2 separate regions of the Homo sapiens genome follow, and region 1 is linked to region 2. A link is an interaction called in ENCODE POLR2A ChIA-PET data of the cell type or tissue named here. Cell type or tissue: GM12878. All regions are shown on one strand. Links, peaks and the distances in the headings refer to the core of each region. The heading gives the core; the rest is flanking DNA.

The links. ChIA-PET counts read pairs that join two places held together with the same protein. Peaks named below come from ENCODE experiments on the same cell type or tissue, not always from the same donor. Only the 100,000 strongest peaks of a DNase experiment are listed, where the experiment ranks them.
Region 1: POLR2A ChIA-PET joins it to region 2 with 9 read pairs; 3 of 35 experiments call an interaction of 5 or more read pairs at or near these places.

Annotation. Positions count from the first base shown.
Region 1 is chr3:41,212,360-41,217,742 of GRCh38, reverse strand. All of the region lies in intron 1 of CTNNB1 (catenin beta 1), which reads right to left. Among named protein-coding and RNA genes, the nearest start is that of CTNNB1, 16 kb to the right of the region's middle. In GM12878, for the core only: no CTCF peak of the experiment used is centred there; no DNase peak of the experiment used is centred there.
Region 2 is chr3:40,909,562-40,914,944 of GRCh38, reverse strand. It overlaps LOC105377043 (a long non-coding RNA gene), which reads right to left. Exons shown (of 3, transcript XR_007095885.1): 3 at 3,583-3,997. Among named protein-coding and RNA genes, the nearest start is that of CTNNB1, 290 kb to the left of the region's middle. In GM12878, for the core only: no CTCF peak of the experiment used is centred there; a DNase peak (open chromatin) is centred at 2,864.

The sequences.
Region 1 (5,383 bases), core at 91-5,090, 300 kb before region 2:
TTATCAGATTGGCAAAGATTGAAAAGATTGATAATATCTACTGCTAATAAGGATATGGTGAAACTAGCAGAAACTTTTGATAGTAAGCTGCCACTATCCATTAAAGTGTAACTACCCTTTGACTTAAAAATTCAATTTTTATAACAGAAATGTATTCTGTGGCAATACTGTCAGAAGCATGCCAAGTGAGGCATTCATAGAGAAAAAGATGGAAATTATTCAAATGTCCATCAACAGGAGACTGAATAAAAAATAATTTATCCATTAAATGGAACATATATTCACCCACTGAACAAATTTTAAACACCCTTTGTTACTGGTATTACAATAACAATGAGTAAGAGAGTCAACAAGATCATACATACAGTGAAGCTTATATTCTACTGTTAGGGAATTAAGCAATTTAAAAGAAAATTTAGAGTAAGAAATACTAATAAACAAGTTTATGAGGTAGAAGATGTGCTACTCTAGTGGGTGGTCAGGGAAGGCCTGTGAGGAAGAGACATTTCATCAGAGGAGGAGCAGCTGGCCACGTAAAGATGGGGCAGAACACTCCAGGCAGAGAAAGAGTGAAAAGTAAGGAATGAACTCAATGTGGTAAAGGTTTTGAAAGGTCACCAGTGTAACTAGAAGGCAGAGAACCATGAAGAGACAGAGATGAGAATCAGATCAGTAAGGATGTAAAATAAAATCCAAAGTGTACTGGGATGCCCATGAAGCAATGTGATGTATGACTTAGGCTTTCTAAAATTCACTCCAGCAGCTATAAAGGGGAAAAAAGACAATAAGGGGCAATAGCAAAGTAGAAACACCATTTAGGAGGTTACTGTAGTTGTCCAGGTGAGCGGGGGATGGTGGAATACCATATAGTCATTAAAGAGAACGAAAAAGGTCTACATTAAAAAAAATTTAACATATATCAAGTATGCAAGGCATCTGCATACCTTTGTACATATATTTTTGCATACATTTGCAGAACCAAATACATAAATTATTAGAAATATCTGTCCGAGAAGTTAGCCTATATAATTTAACCCTATATAGGTTAGCCAAATACTGAAATATAACGTTAAGGAAATGTTTCTAAGCATAAAAGCTAGATGGCCTATGAAATGGACTTTGTACAAAAGAAATGTGGCAACTACTCAGTCAACCATCTTGCCTCAAGGCAAAAACAAACTGCTATAAATAAAAAAAGTGGTAACCAATGTTTTCTAAAGCAAGGAAATAGTACTACAAATTTTTCAATATTTAAGCAAATGTCACTTTACATGTGTCAATAAATTTTCTATTTTAGTAATTTAATAACTATTTCTTCATTCCTAGCTCCTATTCTGTTAAAGTGACAGTATTCTAAGAATCAACTGCATTACAAAGTCACTAGGTTTCTGAGTCACTTACAGCATCTTTATATCTTTTACAGCATAATTTTAGGATACTGCCTTGTGGTATCAGCTAAACACTGAATTCTGCCTTTGACATACTTTAACAAGGTAGCATAATTAAATTCCTAGCAACTTCAGTTCTGAGCCTAGTATGTTATCTCATTGAATCTTCCTAGCAACCTCATAAAGAAGACATCATTCCTCATATCACAAGAAAACTGATTAGCAGTATTAATGTAAGAATAGCTAATAAACCGTTCAGTTAAAATTCAAATCCAGGTCTGCTTGTGGCTCAGTCATGTACCCTTTCAATCTAATCATATTTCCACCCCCCATACCAAAGTTAGAGACAACTGGTAACAGTCAGTGTTGCAGATAAATGAAAGACAGGGGTTAGCCAATTTTATATAAAGGTATCACATGTAATAGTAAAGAACTATATCCTTTCAACAGTGACTACAGCCCAAAAAAACTTTTAATACTTGAAATATACACCATACTTTGACTATATGCCTAGCTAGACAGTACTAGATATGCCAAAGAAATTGAAGATTTTATTTCAAAAAAGTTTCTACATGTTAATCTCTACATTCAGACTACAGGCAGAATTAATGGCAGGTACTCAATGACTTCCAAATTATATCCCATAATGATAACCTTCCTCTACTCGACGTGTTGTAAGAGTTTCCCTTCCCCACTATACCAGCACGCTGACCTTTTAAAGAAAGAAATTTTAAAGAGCCTAATGAAGTGAACTCTGTGAGGGCTGAGACAGTACATTTAGAAACAGCTTCTCGCTTAATATATGCTTTGGCATATATTAAGCTCTTAAATACCTGATGAACTGAATGTGCTAATAAAAAATAAAATGCTCAAAATGTGAACAGGAGAACACACAAAATGTAATATGGAGGCTTGGAGAGCTAACAACAATTATTTATAACCTAAGAGTGTTTTTTTTTTTTTTTTTTTTTTGAGATGGTGTTTCACTCTGTTGCCCAGGCTGGAGTGCAGTGGCGCGATCTTGGCTCACTGCATCCTCCGCCTCCTGGGTTTAAGCAATTCTCTGCCTCAGCCTCCCGAGTAGCTGGGATTACTGCCCACCACCAACCCCAGCTATTTTTTTTTTTTTTTTTTTTTTTTTAATGGAGACAGGGTTTCACCATCTTGGCTAGGCTGATCTTGAACTCCTGCCCTCGTGATCCACCAGCCTCGGCCTCCCAAAGTGCTGGGATTACAGGCGTGAGCCACTGCGCCCAGCCAATTTATAACCTAAGAGATTCTTAAATGCCTTCAGAACCACGAAAGATTCATTTATGAACAACATATAGCTAGAATAAGGTTCAGGAAACTTTTTCTGTAAAGCATCAGAAAGTAAATATTTTAGGTTTTGTGGGCCATAAACTCTTTGTCACAACTACTCAACTCTGCTATTGCAGTGAAAACAGCCAGAGAATATGCACACTTACATAAGCATGGATGGCTGTGTTCCATTAAAACTTCATTCACAGAAACTGAAATTTGAATTTCATATAATTTTCACGTCACAAAATAATTATCCTTTTGATTTTTTTTTTTAGCTATCCAAAACGATTCTTAGTTCATAGGCCATAAAAAAACAGATGGTGGGCAGTAGTTTGCCAACCCCTCATTTATTTATTACATACTTTCACTGAGAACAAAGGCAGGTGTATTTTTACATTTGAATTAAGCACATTAAGCCTAAATGTGAAGACCTGTAATAGAAAGGGTTTTTAAGTGGGTTAATATGTTACTAAGAGAAATCACAAAGTGTTCCCCCCCGTAAGTATCTTCAAAACAAGAAGCTGGACCAAATCACACATGAAAGCTATAACAAGACAATTTATTTGGGAAAAACATTTCAGGCCATTAAAAGCAGTATGTGCTAAACCAGAATTCAGCCACAACATATGCATGATTTTTAAAATCTTTTTTTTTTTTTAACTATAAAGACCTACAGGCTTGAAGGTCCCCTTAAACTGGCAATCAGATCCTCCCAATGGTTCTTAACCAAGGGTGTTAATCAGACTAACCTGGAACATCTAAAAATACAGATGGCCAAGAGGTTCTCTATCAGAGGGGCTGGGGAAGGGCCCTGGCATTGTATTTTTAATTTACATGTCACAGGTCGCTGATGCTGCTCCCCATAGCTAAGGACCATAGCTAAAGTCAAACCATATGATCCAAACTTCATGTGTGCCATCAGGAAATGAACCCAAGTTAAAGAAGAAAAAACCCTGACTGGACAGAGTAACCACTAGCGTAAGCTCCTTGAGAAGCATCTATTTGTTAAGACAACACAGATTCTTAAACTTTTGAAACCTTCTGTCCCCCACCATACATGTCAAGTTTATGTTATTCTTCCAAACAGAAAGACATTTTGCTGCCTTTGACAGCCTTACTCTAGTAATAAGCCTCATAATTATGAGGCTCTCTTACATTTAGGAAAAGAAGATTACAGAAAGAGTAAGCTAGGAAGCTTCTATTATTAAAATGTGACTGCTTTTCGTTATTTCAATACAGAGCTTTAAGGAATATTCCCTCATCTTTGTTCTGAGTCCAAAAACACACCAATAAATGAGTCATAATCTCCAACTATACATGAATGCTCCAGTAGTATATATTTTTTTGTTTTCTCAATTTACGAGATTGTGATATTAATCAAAAGGGATATTTCTGTTCCATAAGAAATCTTTTCCACAACTCCTTTTAGTTTCAGGTCATAGCAATACCAATAGCATAAATACAATGTACAGACTTTCATTCAACAAATATTTATGCATCAGCTACATGCCAGGATCTGTAATAGATTCTGGGTGTGCAGTAGTGATTACTGCAGAATGCAGACATGGTCCCTGCATTCTTGAGAGGGAGACAGCAACCAAATAAACAATTACAAAAAAGTATGTAACTAATTAACAAGTGGGAGAAGGGAGTGGGATTACACAGCAGAAGTGGAAGGAAGGGCCCACTTAGAGTGGTCAAAGGCTTCTTGAAGGTAACATGTAAGCTGAGACCTGAAGAAGGATGCAAAAGGGCCAGCATGTAAGGAACAGAGAATAAACATCCCAGAAATAGAAAATAACACACAAAAACCTAAAGTCATTAAAGAACATGATCATCTTTCAAGAACTAACCCTTGAGATCAGAGTAGTTTGATTATAGAGGAAAAGGGTGAGTGCAATGAAACGTTAAAAATAGCCAGATCACGTAGAGCTCTCTAGCCTTTGGTAAGAAAAGTGTTTTCTGTTCTACGTGACACTGAAAGTCATGAAAGGTTTTAAGCAGGTGAATAACACAATCTTATTTGAGTTTTTAAAATCTCGTGCTGACTAAAATTCAAAAAACTAGAAGAGAACAGGAAAGAAGGGAAACCTGTAAGGCAGCTATAGCAATATTCCAGCTGATAGATGGTGGTGGCACTAGGGACAAGTAGTAGTTAGACTAAAGAAATATTTAGGAGGTAGAAACAACAGGCGCTGTTGATGTGATGAACTGGATATAGTAGATGAGAAAAATTAAATAACAGGAATAAAGATGACTCCTACCTATCTGGCTTGCACAATTAGATTGTGATACTAAATGTAGTGCCATGTAAGAAAAACAGGAGTTTCTAAAACTGTACTCTCCAACATAATTGCCACTAGTCACACAGCCACATTTCAAATGTTTAATAGGCATGGGTAGCTGGTTGCTACCAACTGAACAGCACAGATACTGAACATTTCCACTGTCTCAGAAAGTGTGGATTACTGGACAGTGCTGTGCTAGAGGTAAGAAATGTGCCAAAGGCAGGGGTCAAGACTAAAATTATAAAGTATCCATTTGGCCAACATGTAGGTCCAGTGGTGAAGTCAGCAAGAGCAAGTTCAATGGAATTGTATTAATAATAGTAATATAATGGAATAGTATATCACAAACTGGGATGAGAGTGATAAGTGGAACCATATACATAGGACATCTTTCAGGCCGTGAAA
Region 2 (5,383 bases), core at 171-5,170:
CTCACCTGCACAGGTGCTCAGGCCTGCCTGGCCATCTACATTGGGTGGGTTCCAGTGGCTGGAACTAGTTTGATTGGGTTTCAGTGTGGAGCCATAGGATGACTGCAGGCTGTGTCCCATGGAGCCCTGAGGGCCAAATTCTGTCTCCAAGTCAGGGAGGAGGGCATTGGGCTGGAAACGAGGACTTGCTGAGAAGGTCAGAATGAGGGCAGGAAATAGACCTGTGGTATGTGGGAGACACAGCCTGGCTCACAGGCCTTATGGCCTGAGTGGATGTACTATTAGGGGCCTGCCTAGATCCAGTTAGAAACAAGACTATTTCCTCAGAGCCAGGAGAGCTTAGAGAGATAGCCCTGACATATGTGTGTGTGCACACCCATGGGCACATGTGAATGCTTATAAACATATGTACACATATATGTGCTCAGGATGTGTTCCATGGCAGCGTGGGGTCAGGATGGATAGAATGGAAACAGGACTATTAGAAACAGAAAGCAGACCTGTGGGGAAGACAGGAGAGCTATCCTGGAAAGCACCTGTTTCTACCCATACTGGCTCTCTCTGCATCACTGGGTCTTTTCGTTTGGTCTCCTGGATTTATCACAGAGCCAGTCTTTCCTACATTGCTCTGATTTTACCTAAGGAAGTTTGCTGAAGACCTGGGGATGCTTCCAGGCCTCCCCAGCATTTGAAAGAGCCCCATAAGACTCTGCTGGAAAGAACCAGTGGCAAAAGGCAGACAAGGTGCTAATGTCAAATACTTGGATTCTCCTGTTAAACCCAAACGTGCTTTAATGTTTCCACGCTCTGTAAGACTTCACAAATACATGTGTATAAATCAGGAGAGCTCTGCTGGCATATTCAGATGCCTTGGTTTTCAGTTTGCAAAATGTGGTCTCTGTCTCAGCTCATACTGAAAACAGATTTCATGAGGGTTATATTTTAACAGCAAAGTGCCTCCAATGTGCCAGGTACTCTGAAAATGCTCTTTCCATCCTCTGACAACCCCAGGAGTTTGGTATTATTATAGTCCTCATTTCACAGGTGAGGCCTCTGAGGTTCAGTGAGGTCAGGCACCTTGCCCAAGGTCACACAGCTAGGTAGCAGCTCAGGTAGGGTTTGAATCCAGGCTGTGGGACTGCAGAGGCCCTGTCCTTAACTGTGCCCTCTTCCTTCCATGTGGAGCAGAGGCCTCTGTTCTGCCTTGTTGCACGAGATGGCTAATAGGCTGTCTTCTGCACTAAATTCTGACCTCGGAGGCAGGAGCTGTTTCTCATTTACCCTCATTCCTCCAGCTGGGAGCACAGGGGCTAGCACACAAAAGCAGCATACAAAGGCTCATTACCTGTTTGCTGCTGGGACTGGAGAGGCCTGCCAAGGTGACCCAGCCCATTCTCTTGCCCCTGCCTTCATTGTCCGGGGTTCTGCGCACAGCAATCTTACCCAACCCTTTTCACCCTCATGATGATTTTCCCTCCATAGTCTAAATCTCTTCTAAACAAGCTTCTCTGACAGGCCAAGTCCTGATGCATGACCATGGGCATCTGTCGTTTCTGTGCAGAGCCAAAAGGAAATGTGCCCACAGTGCTGAGCAGTAAACAATTTGCAACCAGAAGCAGGCCCAAGTCTCAGCTATACTTTTCTGGGCTGGGCACCAAAGCAGGCTGTGGCCCCTTGTTACCTCCACAGCAAAAATCCCTCCAGTTCCAACAATGATTTATCAAGTGAGCTCACTGACAGTTTCACGGTGCTCCTTCAAAACTTCCTTTCATTTCAGGGCACCCGAGGTAAAATCCAGTGGTGAGACAGAATGGCAGATCCAATTTACATGTATGAACGTAGGCACTGTTTCTGAATGGCGAGAAAACATTCCATGCTGCTTGAGTTTCTTCCAGAATTAGGCCTTCCCTGAGGCCTAATCAAAATGAGACAAATAGATTCACCTTTTCCACTTCACCAGTAGACTTGGAAGAGAAGGGAATTACATCGTGTGGTCCTAACCACATTTGCAAAATGGTGGATTTTTACTCCACAAAACAACAGACTAAAGGAGGGAGGAGGAGGAGTGGATTAATTGAGCCCCTACTAGGTGCCAAATTTTTATATGTCCGTTTTATAGACACAATAATTTATGAAGTGACTTTCTGAGGTGCATTCAGGGATGAGATTGAGACTCAGAGATTGTGACTTGCCCAAGGTCACATGGCTAGTGGGTTACAGAACTCAAATTGATCAAAGGTTTGCATGACCCCAAAGTTCACACTGTTGGCTGGATGCAGTGGCTCATGCCTGTAATCCCAGCACTTTGAGAGGCTCAGGCAGGAGAATCGCTTGAACCTGGGAGTCAGAGGTTGCATTGAGCCAAGATGTGGTCCCCGCATTCCAGCCTGGGTGACAGAATAAGACCCTGTCTGGAAAAAAAAAAAGTTCCTACTGTTCCCACCTCACAGTGCGGCCATAGACCTTTCCTTTACTGAGCAGCCTGTAAAGAAGGATTTTCCAAATTGCTGCAATAGATGACTCTAACCTTTAAAAATACCATGAACATATAAAGAAAATACTTCTATTTTGAACATTTATCTGTTCAGAGATTTATATGGTAAATTGTGTTACACTAAACTATGTTTTTGAAATATCATGTTTTTGAAAAGCTATCCTGACCTAACTTAATAGAAATAAACCACATCAAGTAAAGGTGAAGAAAGACAAATGTTAGCACCGTTCCACTAGGTGTTTCAGAATTTTTCTTTCTGACCAAAGCCAACAGACAGCATAGTTAAACAAGGAGGCAAAGTTAACTATTAACTTGGGGGTGAAAAGTCAGTAGTGAGAACATACTTTGTATTACCCTGGCCACACTCCAGCAAATATTAACATATATGGGCAAGGGCACTTTCCTATAACTATACAATATGCTTACAAAACATCAGCAATGAAGGCATTGTCCAGTGCTAGCTCTTCCTATTACAAAGGCCCAGAAAATTGACTTGTCTAAGGTCACCTCACTAGTTAGAACTAGGACCCTACAGGAGAATGATCCTGGCCCTCTCACCATTGTGTGATGGTTGGATAGTTAGGTCCTGATGGAGTACCTAATATTGCAATACATGGCATAATCACTTCCACTGATGAGCTCATCATGAACTTAAATGCAACACAATATCTGAAACAAAATTTGAGTTCGGTAACCCACTAGCTATGTGACCTTGGGCAAGTCAAAATCTTTGAGTCTCAATCCCATCCCTGAATGAAGTGACCTCAAATAGTCACTTCATAAGGTATTGTGGCTATTTAAGGGACATATAAAAATTTGGCACCTAGTAGGAGCTCAAAATTCTCATATTCTACGAGAATTTATCTACTTACTCCTGATCTTTTGCCTCCAAGTGGTATGGTCTGGAAGCCAATGGATGGATAAATGTTGATGTCATTACTTTCTAGACTTGAGTTTGCAGTTTGGTTTTCTAGAAGCAGCATGACACAGCAGAAAGAGAATAAAGCTGGCATCAGACTGAGCTAAGTCCTCAACCAAACTCTTTCAGTGTTCAGTTCAGTGGCAGGGCAAGTTCATCTCCTCCTGGGTCTCACCTTTCCCATTGATGAAATGGAAATAACTATATCTACTAATCCCGATGTGAGAGTGGATTGAATACCTGCCCCCCAACAAGATTCATGTTCACTGAGAACCTCAGAATGTGATCTTATTTGGAAAGAAGGTCTTTGCAAATGTAATTAGTTAACTATAAAGATGAGATCTCACTGGTTAAGGAGGATGCTAAATCCAGTGGCTGATGTCCTTATAAGAAAAGGAGAGGACACAGAGAGATACAGAGACGACCATATGCAGATGGAGGCAGAGATGGGACTTACCTGCCATAAGCCAAGGAATAATGAGAACCACCAGAAGAGGAGGAGGCAAGGAAGGATTCTTCCCAAGAGGCTGCAGAGAGGACATGGTCTTGCCAACACCTTTATTTTAGATTTCTGGTCTTCATAACTGTGAGAGAAAAAAAATTATGTTGTTTTAAACCACCAAGTTTCTGGTAATTTGTTATGGCAGCCCACAGAAATTAATGCAGCCTGCAAAGCGCTCAATAGGGTGCTTATCACATAGAAAATAATTGATAAATGCCTCCAATAATTATTATTTACACCTCGTAATGTTCAAGCATCAATCAGAGCATTCTGCAGTAGGTGGCAGAAGTATGACAGTTGCAAAGTCTGAAAGGCTAAGGTTAGAATAACAGGCTTTATTAATTGAGAATCTGCATCTTTTTCTATTTTTTTTCCACCCAAATCCCAAACCCTACCACTAAAAACAAAAACAAACTTTATTTAAACAACTAACTTTAACTATACAACTTGACACTAAATTTTAAAAGAATCCACAGCAATAAAAAAATTCGTAAGAAATAGGTATCTAGGTTCAGTTTGGACAATTTTTCGAACTATAAACCCTAATTATCTATATAGCTTAAGCTAACTGTGGCATTAATTCCCAAATTTCCTTGTAAAATATTGTGCTAGCGCTGAGGGGAAAAAAAAAAAAAAAAAAAAAAGACAGTGAAGAATACAAGTGGCATGGCTGCCTACATCAAACGGTTACAAAAGAAAAAGGACTCTGGGGCCAGGCATGGTGGCTCACGCCTGTAATCCCAGCACTTTGAGGGGCCGAGGCAGGTGGATCACAAGGTCAGGAGATCAAGACCATCCTGGCTAACATGGTGAAACCCTGTCTCTACTAAAAATACAAAAAACAAATAAATAAAAAATTAGCCAGGCGAGGTGGCATGCACCTGTAGTCCCAGCTACTCGCGAGGCTGAGGCAAGAGAATCACTTGGACCCAGGAGGTGTAGGTTGCAGTGAGCCGAGATTGCGCCACTGCACTCCAGCCTGGGCTACAGAGTGAGACTCTGTCTCAAAAAGAAAAAGAAAAAAAAAGAAAAAAAAGGGACTCAGGGCAAGTGTAAAGATTCTGTTTGACAAGCAGGAGGGAGTATTTCCAGAGGGGAGCCAGCAAACAGGACAAAGAGGACAAGTGCCATGAAATACAACCTAAGACGCTGTGCCCTGGCCCACTATGGCAGTGGCAGAAAGGTTGAAATACTTCTTAAGTTTCAAACCTCAAAACAAGGCTTAGAATTTCATTAGAGCCTACAGCTTATACTCTTTAAAAACCAACACCACCAATGTCACATAGGGTTAAGGGTTGGGCCACTCAGGATGGTGATCTCAGAATGGAGGGTCCACCTCCTGTGAGTGTGACACAGACTATGAATGAACAGCTGAAGCACGTCTTCCCAAGCTGGCTTCCCAGTCCAATACACCTGCCCACTCCCCTGGTCACCTACCACGACCCCACCTGTGGAAATGGCCATGTCT